3 separate regions of the Homo sapiens genome follow, and all the other regions are linked to region 3. Evidence: chromatin contacts called from ENCODE Hi-C data. All regions are on one chromosome and are shown on one strand. The core of a region is the stretch at or near the end of the contact, and the rest is flanking DNA. Distances in the headings are between cores, read along the strand shown.

Region 1 (2,792 bases), core at 204-2,703, 2.5 Mb after region 3:
TTTTCAGTCATCTAAAAAAAGAGTTATGTCTTGCCTAACATACTTTTAAGATTTTCAACCAAAAATATTCAGGACAGCACAGTATTAGCAGAGAGATGAGCAAGCAGACCAAGGGCTGAGGACACAACACCCTGTAAAGTTTTCACAGGGGGACATCAACCTAAAGACATTTTGGTAATATGCACACTTAGGAAAGATGAAGAGAGGCACAAAGATTTTTTTACAGTAGAGTGTCAGATGGTTTATTCTCCGCTTTCCTCTCATGTAAAATGTTTGTAAACAGAAAAATATTTTGGCCGAGCGCGGTGGCTCACGCCTGTAATCTCAGCGCTTTAGGAGGCCGAGACGGGCGGATCACTTAAGGTCAGGAGTTCGAGACCAACCTAGCCAACATGGCGAAACCCTGTCTCTACCAAAAATACAAAAATTAGCTGGGCGTGGTGGCGGGCGCCTGTAATCCCAACTACTCGGGAGGCTGAGGCAGGAGAATCGCTTGAACCCGGGAGTCAGAGGTTGCAATGAGTGAGACTGCATCATTGCACTCCAGCCTGGCGACAGGGCGAGATTCCGTCTCCAAAAAAAAAAAAAAAAAAAAAAAAAAAGAATATGGTTTGCTTCCTCATTAACCTTATCAAAGCCTCTCATTTACGCCCCTTCTGTGGACCCCAAACCACAAACCATGACTGCGGTACCTGGTTTATGAATCGCCGTTTGCTCAAACACACGGTTTAACGTTTTAACAAAGCCTCGGCTTAATTTTAGGGGAAGAAAGGTGGGACTGGAAGCCCCATGAACCACAGCTCCTCCCATGCTGGAACCCCGCACACCGAGACACCGAGTCGGGGCTCTCCCGCATCACCCTCCCGTGGTCACCACACTACCTGGATAGGGGAGGCGAGGGGTTCCCGACAGGGCTCCGGCCGGCGGAAGTGGCGCCCGCAGGTACAGACAGGATGCAGGGGTTCCGCTGCCCGCCCCGCCCGGCCCGGCCCTGAACAGAAGAGGACTGAGCCCCGGCTACGCCACGGCGACTCGGTCCGCAGGTTCCGGAGCCGATGGCGTGGAGGCCCGAGTCGCGCCACAGCAGGTTTCAACCAGCCCTCTTCTCCACTTCGGGAAGCCAGGCGCAGTCCACTCACCATTCCTCGGCTTCCCGGGTGTCCTGGCGTCAGCTAGGGATGTCCCAATACTCGCAGGTCACAGGGTGGCAGAGGCTGCTGCAGAGCCACCTGGGCCTCCCAGAGCCAAGAACTAGCAGCGGAGACTAACAGGAAGAGCCGGCTCCGGCGAAGGAGAGACAAAGCAACCGCCAGGCAGATCCCGGAAGCCGCCCTCTCCTTTCCGGCGGCGCGCCTGATTGAACGGTCCCCACCCCAGCGCCCCTGATTGGATGGGGCTTCAGGCCCCGCCCCTCAGGCCCTGAGTGACAGGAGATTGCGATCTCACGTGAGGCTGGATGAGGTCAGAATGACCGCTTTTGGCCTAGCGGTTTGTAGGCGGTGCGTCCTTCCTGCGCTGGGATCCGACCATGCAAGAAGGACATTCACATTTAACCTGTATACAAGTTATAGCTATTTGTGCCTTTTATATATATATATATATATAAAATTGGAAGCAATATAATGACAGTTCTGTAACTGCCCAGGGAGTTCACCTTGCCCGCTACCTAGACAGAGCCGATTTCTCAAGACAGGGGAATAGCAATAGAGAAAGAGTAATTCACGCAGTGTCCTCTGTGCGGGAGACCGGAGTTTTTTTATTTTATTTTATTTTTTTGAAACAGAATCTTGCTCTGTCTCCCAGGCTGGAGTGCAGGCTTGGAGTTTTATGATTATTCAAATCAGTCTCCCTGAGCATTTGGGGTAAGAGTATTTAGAACGTTTATTTTGCCAAGGTTGGGGATGCATATGCATGACACAGCCTCAGGATGTCCTTGATGACATGTGCCCAAGGTGGTCAGAGCACAGCTTGGTTTTGTTGGAGAGAAATGCTCGGTGCCGCAAAGTGAAACCAGCACTCAAGCGAAAGTTTTCTCAGCAACGCAATTTACTTCTGCAGAAGCGTGCTGCTCGCATCAATCACGATCGCAAGAGCACACTGAACAGAGGAAAGCAGGGGTTTTTATTCCTAACGCAGTCCCTACCTCTGGCATGGGCTGGGGTCAGACCGCACGATCTAAACTGACCCGGTTGGCTATTTGTGAATATTTTCCCAAATAAGGAAGGGGGAAGGGGGATGTGAGTTACAATGGTGGGACTTGCGGTTTCCAAGGGAGAAATGGGTGCAGAGCAGGTAACCAAGGGAACAGATGTGAGTTATTGATTAGAACTGACGGAAGGTTGTTTACAGTAACTAAGGGCAAGGAGGCATGGAGAACAAGAAAGTTGAGTTCGAAAACAAAAAAACAAGAAAGTTAACATGCCAAACCTTGGAAGAGAAACTGACTGTATCTGACAGCTTTATACATTTTAGGGAAACAGGAGACATCAATCAACATATGTAAGATGAACACTGGTTTGATCCGGGACAACCTGAAGCAAAAGCGGGTCAACTCGAAGCCAGGAGGGGGCTTCCAGGTCACAGGTAGGTGAGAGACAAACGGTTGCATTCTTTTGAGTTTCTGATTAGCCTTTCCAAAGGAGGCAATAAGATATGCATTCATCTCAGTGAGCAGGGGATGACTCTGAATAGAATGGGAGGCAGGTTTGCCCTAAGCAGTTCCCAGATTGACTTTCCCCTTTAGCTTAGTGATCTGGGGGGCTCAAAACATTTTCCTTTCCAATTTCCCCCTT
Region 2 (2,996 bases), core at 315-2,814, 2.6 Mb after region 3:
GTAAATCAGAATTTTTAACAAGTGAATATTTGACTATATATGTAATGTCTTTTCTGAAATCCACCTCTTAAACATTTTCTTACCTTTGAAACTCTACTGTTAAAATGCAATTGACAGTTAATAAAAAACTAAGGTTGAATTAAGTGAAAAAAATGTTTCAAGGTGTAAAACCCAGGAAGTGGCAATGCTGATTGGAACACAGACAAATCTGACTCAAGTGCCAAGTCAGGCCGTCCTATCACTTGGGACCTTCCTCTGTTTCCATACTGCTCACTGACCACCTTCCCGCCTTGCCCAGGAGCCACCACACTGTGCCCCACTGGGTGCCCCAAGTGGCTTGACTTTGCAGATTCTCGCGCCCCCTCACTGCAGTGGGTCTTCCTTGTCCTTTGGAACAGTTTTTCCCCCTTCACAAGTCTGAGAGAATCCAGATGTCAGAAATCATTTCTGTTTTTTCTTCTCAATATCAGCATCCAACTGGCTGACCAGCAATGTGTCCCCAAGGAACAGACGCTGGAGTTGGGTGAAGACAATCTGCATGTCCTAAGGGGTTAGCTTTGTAAATGAAGGGTAGGACCAGCTTCCTCTCAGCCCCAGGGCATCCATCTGCTCCCTTAAGAGGCTCCACCTCCATCACTGAGGCTGTCCTCTGGGAGGAAAGGAACAACGTGCTAATGTTCACTAAACATGCCTTGAGATGGGTCACCCCCAGACAATTATGAAACCCAGGCACAGAAAAAGACTGGAGGGTGGCTGAGGACACATGACCTTGTAAAATTTCCAAAGCAGAACCTCAAACCAAAGACATTCCGATAAGGTGTCTGTGCCTGGGGAAGATAAAAGAAGAGACACAAAGATTTTTTTTAAAGCAGTGTGTCAGGTGATTCTTCTCTGCTCACATAAAATGTTTACAAACAGAAAACAGATGTCTAAAAAAAGTGCCATCCAATGCTCTGTGAAAAAATGATGAAAACACTGTGTGTGAAATGTACAATAAAGGACACACAGGCTGGGGGGACAGGATGGTGGATGTGAGACCGTGCTTGCCACACATTTGGAAACGCAGTGGAAAACCAGTCCCCCTCTGGAGTGTTTAAAATAATTAACTAGCAATCAATTAGACTGAAGTAGCACTAGGACCATCGGTTCCTAAGGAAAAAAATCTAACTGAAATACATGTCTTGTAAATTACTACCTTAGGAAGAAACGATTTTCAGCCTGAACCAACCACAAACCTCCAATTAACCTCTCATTAAATAACCAGGAAATTTCCACCTGGACAGTCCACATAAGGCGACTCCACAACTGTAACTGTAACCAAGTTCTGAATTTGGTTCGCTTCCTTATGCCCCTTACAAAAGCCTTTGCTCCAAGCACCCACAAACCATGACTGGGCGCTCTGCATTGATGAACAGCTCTTTGCTCAAATAATCTCTTTAACGTTTAAACCTTGATTCCCTTTTCATTTTTACCAGGAGAAAGGAGGGCCTGGGACCCCACAGCCCACAGCTCCTCCCACGCAGTGGCTCCTCCTGGGTCGGGGCTCTCCCCCAGGCCCCTGCCGTCGCCACCGCACAGCTGCCAGCGAGGGGACGCGCCGGGCGGAAGTCGAGCGCAGAAGCGGACCGGACGCCGGGTGAGGCTGGCGGCCCAGCCCACATCCTGAGGCCAGGGGAAGCTGAGGGCCGGGCGGGTCCAGCGGGGTCTCGGGTCTGCAGACTCCGGAGGCAGCTGTGGGGAGGCCTGGGGCCGCCACAGCCAGTTCCAGCCCGTTTCCATCAGCCCCCTGCCCACCTCGGGACCCCGCCCACATACTCACCATTTCCCAGCTTCCCGGGTGTCCAGGCTGCTTAGCTATGGATCTCCTGATACCTGCAGGTCAGAGGGCAAGAGGCTGTGGCGGCCACCTGAGCTTCCCCGAGCAAAGCACGCCGAGCACAGAAGACGACCCAGCTGAGGCTGGCAGGAGAGACGAAGGCCCCGCCAGATCCCGGAAGCCGCGCCCTTCTGTCCGGCTGCACGCCCGATTGGACGGTTCCTACGTCAGCGCCCCTGATTGGATAGGGCTCCAGGCCCCGCCCCCTCAGTCCCTGAGTGACGGAGGATGTGATCGGACGCTGGGCTGAGGGCGACAAAGTGACAGGTTCTTGGCTGCAGCCTTTTCATGCAGGGCTTCCTGCTTGCGCTGGGCCTGGCCCAGCCCAGGGGGCATTTTCATTTAACCTTTTGTATAAGGTTATATCCATTTATAAATAATATATATATGTTATTCACAAATGAAAACAATATAATGGCAATGATTTTAACATTTCAGATTTTATGACCTTTCTGGCCTCTGGTAGTTTGATCAGGCAGCCTGAAATTTCAAAAAGGGAGGCAATCCTTTAAGAAATAAAATGTAAGCCACGTGTGAATTTTAAATTTCCTAGTAGCCACCTTTTAAACATTAAAAGTAACAGGTGAAACTGATTGTAATAATTTATTTAACCCAATATATTCAAAATATTATCATTTCAATGTATGATCAATATCTCAATATTCATCAATATATTAATGAACTATATAATTTTCGGTAGTCAATCTGTGAAACTCACTCTGTATTTCACCTTCCCAGCACGTCTCTGTTCAGCCACATTCCAGGCCCTCAGTACTCACACATGGCCAGTGGCTGTCACACTGCCGTGCAGCTCTGAGGGAGGTGAACGGTCTGAACCCTCATTTCCTTCCAGCAGTGAAAGATCGGTCCTCCTTATCAACGTCTCTCCCCAGGCCAAAGGCTGAAGGGACAGGGCCCTAGAGAGAGCAAGGGCTGCAAAAAGAGAGTGTCCACAGGTAGACCATTGCTGCCCCGCCTGCTGTCCATCTTCCTCCCAAAAATCAGACAGTCAAAAAAAGAACAATGGAGCCCCCAGGAGGACCTAATCCCCAGTCTTCAGGTCTTCCACAGCTTTGACTTCCAAAGTTTAGATATACAGAAAATAGATTAAACAAACTTC
Region 3 (2,784 bases), core at 230-2,729:
GCCCCAACTCACAAGTGTTTTTTAAGCCTCTGCTTGCACGATGTTAATGTCCCACGTCCACAGCAAGTCACAGTCCAGTGCAGTCAGTGGGGGTAGACACCACCAAAGAGTATAATTTGGGAGACTGGAAATAATTTGTGGCTATTTTCACAATCTGCCACACTCATCTCCCTATTTCCACCTCCTTTGCCTCTCTGAAATCCATTTTCCACACAGCAACCCAAGTAATCATTTTTAAACACACGCACACTCATTTCACTCCCTGGTCCAAACTTATGGCTTCGTTTAAAATACAACCCCTGTTATGAATTTTAAAATCCTTCCGGGATCTGGCCTCTGCCTACCTGCCCAGCTCATCTAGTACCGTCGACTCCTTGCCTACTGTGTCCCAGCAAGAGTGATCTTTTGTTTCCTTGAATACAGAAAACTCCTTCATGCTTCAGATCTTTGCATTTGTTCCCTTTGACTGAAATACTCCTCCCCCTCATATCTGCGGGGCTGGCTTTGTCATTCACATTTCAGCTTAAAACTCATTACAGCGATCTTCCCCGTGCAGCCAATTTAAGAATGACTTCACCTTACTTAAATTTTCTGCAAAGCACATACCAGTGATATTTTGTATGTCCCTGTTCCTGTTTATCACGGCATTCCCGAGGGCCTACAACACTGCCTGGCACATAGGAAGCACATAACAAACATTTGTTGAATTAATGCAGAGCTGCATACTACGTCCCAGGATTGTGCTAAGCTACGGTTACTGTACCCTTCCCATCTCAGCAGGATAGTTTCACAAAATGTAAATTCCACATTGAGGATTAATTGGATGCACGTTACACCTCATCCCACACCAGTAACTCGTCTTCCTCTATTTCCCCACCACTCCCCTTGCCAAATAAAAGGTGAGGAAGCATTTGGAAAACTTAGGGTCATCACTCTGGTCTTTTGCCACATTTCGCTGGCTTCATCGAGCTCAACGCAACATGAACTACTAACAGCAGCAGCACCTGAGATGAGAGGGTGAATGAAGGTAGGAGATTTCACCGCCCGCGGGCGGCAAGGGATCTGCCGCAGCTCTAAAGCACTGCATGCTGGGAGTTGTAGTCTCCCGGGGAGGCCTGGTCTGGTAGGACCGGGGCCCCCGCGGCATGCAGGGAGTTGTAGTCGAAGGGCTGTTGAGACTCCGCCTCTGCACTTATAGTAGCAAGGGGGAATCCTCACTGCATGCTGGGAACTGTAGTCTTCCTGGGTCCCCGTTCCTCCAGGACGCGGAGGCGCCGGAGTTGCCGCCATTTTAGGTCCCGAGGTGCGCCGGCCGAGAACCAGAGCGCAGGCGGGCTCAGTCCTGGCGCCGGGCCGGCCCCGCCCCCGGGGCGCCTGGCGCCCGCCCCTTGCTCAAGCCCCGCCTTTCCCCACGTGTCTGCCGCCTAGGGGAGGTGCCTCATCCGGAGCGGGCCGCCAACGGTCCGGCCCCGTCCGCACAGACGCTCCTGTCGGCGGCGCCCGGGAGCGGCTCGGCTGCCCGATGCTTCCGCCCCGGCTGCCGCGGGCCGGGCTGTACGCTTAGTGCCCGGCTCAGGCCCCCTGAAGCGCCCGCGGGGGTGAGAGCGGCCTCCGGCCCCGCGGAGACGGAGCGGCTTGAGGACGAGGCGGCGGCCGCGGGGAGGAGGATGGGGGCTAACCAGTTAGTGGTGCTCAACGTGTACGACATGGTGAGTGCGGCCCCTGGCGGCCCCGAGCCCTGGCCCAGGCCGGCTTCCTCTCGCCCGTGGGGCTCGGACCCCGGCCCCAGGCGCTTCCTGCCTGGCGTCTCCGCCTCCAGCCTAGTTCTCGGGGGAAGCCGGGGGTGAAGGAGGGAGTATTGTTATTTTTTAATCCTCGCACTCGTCGACGCTCCGGTGAACCCAGTCAGCCCGAGGGTTTTGGCCAAAGCTCGGGTGGGCTTGAACCTCTCCCATCCGCTCAGCTTGGACCCGACCCCGGCTCTGGGCCCGACCCCTTGGCCGACGTGCAGTGTCCTTTCGGCAAAGCTTCCGTTGCGTTTCCAACCCCACTTGCCGGCCCCCGGGGCTGCCCCGGGACCCCCGTCCCGACCGCCTGCGCTCCCAGCTCCTCTGCTTCTGCCGAACTGTCCGTCTCTCTCCATGGCTACGTCTTCAGAAACTCCCAAGCCCCTCTAAGTCCAGAAGGTCACAGCTTTCGGGTGCCTGTGCTAGAATCTCTTCAAAGGTGAACAGGAGCCAACACACCCTTTCCTTGTGTGTTAAAGGCAACCTCGTTAAAATATGAATGAGGCTAACATTTCTCAAGAAAATAGCCCAGCTGAATTATTTAGAGATCCTGGTGGTGCTCCTTTCCTACACTCTGAAGACCACTTTCCAGGTGATGCAACAGGTGACGTGACCACGGGAGAGGGAAGGGAAGAAGTTGTTTATTGTATCATCTAACTTTGGAGTATGGCAAGCACGCAGAATCGAGTCCAAGAACTGGTTTGCCTGATTTTTGCAGTGAAATGCCCCCAGAAAAAAGCACCCGGTAGAGAATTGTCGTTGCAGTTAGATGCATGTTTGGGTGTGTTTGCTTGCTTTGTTCTGTAGAATGGGTTTTTGTTCTGTAGACTGGATTAGTACCTCTGACTGCAGTGCTTAAAATTCCTTGTAAGTTGACTGACAAATGAAAAATTGCCCGTCGTTATTTTTGTTGGCTTAAAGATGCAGGAGAGCAGAAATACTACAGGCCAAGAGTCTTATACAGTTCTAAACTTTGTATTCCCTTGTATTATTTATA

What was found. Hi-C counts contacts between places; a loop is a spot of excess contacts on that map. Pooled maps may share reads with other maps.
Region 1: a loop to region 3 is called in a map of sigmoid colon, with 10 times the contacts of the local background. The contact joins the promoter of FLJ39095 here to the promoter of DESI2 in region 3. A Hi-C loop is called at or near these places in 3 of 168 maps with a recorded cell type or tissue (naive thymus-derived CD4-positive, alpha-beta T cell, psoas muscle and sigmoid colon) and 12 of 50 pooled maps.
Region 2: a loop to region 3 is called in a map of CD8-positive, alpha-beta T cell, with 8 times the contacts of the local background. The contact joins the enhancer-like site here to the promoter of DESI2 in region 3. A Hi-C loop is called at or near these places in 2 of 168 maps with a recorded cell type or tissue (CD8-positive, alpha-beta T cell and naive thymus-derived CD4-positive, alpha-beta T cell), 1 of 37 single-sample maps with no recorded cell type and 11 of 50 pooled maps.

What each region holds. Positions count from the first base shown.
Region 1 is chr1:247,103,058-247,105,849 of GRCh38, forward strand. FLJ39095 (a long non-coding RNA gene) reads left to right here and starts at 1,454. Exons shown (of 3, transcript NR_147502.1): 1 at 1,454-2,583. It overlaps ZNF669 (zinc finger protein 669), which reads right to left and starts at 1,299. Exons shown (of 4, transcript NM_001142572.2): 1 at 1,140-1,299. The coding sequence starts at 1,142. RefSeq lists an enhancer at 1,250-1,544.
Region 2 is chr1:247,208,872-247,211,867 of GRCh38, forward strand. No RefSeq gene overlaps it. Among named protein-coding and RNA genes, the nearest start is that of MIR3916, 8.3 kb to the left of the region's middle. RefSeq lists silencers at 1,578-1,787, 1,928-2,187 and an enhancer at 1,594-2,093. Within about 2 kb of position 1,565, at least 35 of the 41 ENCODE cell types and tissues checked have a DNase peak (open chromatin) inside an H3K27ac peak, as active enhancers do; they include CD8-positive, alpha-beta T cell, where a contact is called at or near this core.
Region 3 is chr1:244,651,647-244,654,430 of GRCh38, forward strand. DESI2 (desumoylating isopeptidase 2) reads left to right here and starts at 1,480. Exons shown (of 5, transcript NM_016076.5): 1 at 1,480-1,709. The coding sequence starts at 1,668. RefSeq lists enhancers at 151-724, 984-1,143 and a silencer at 1,224-1,993.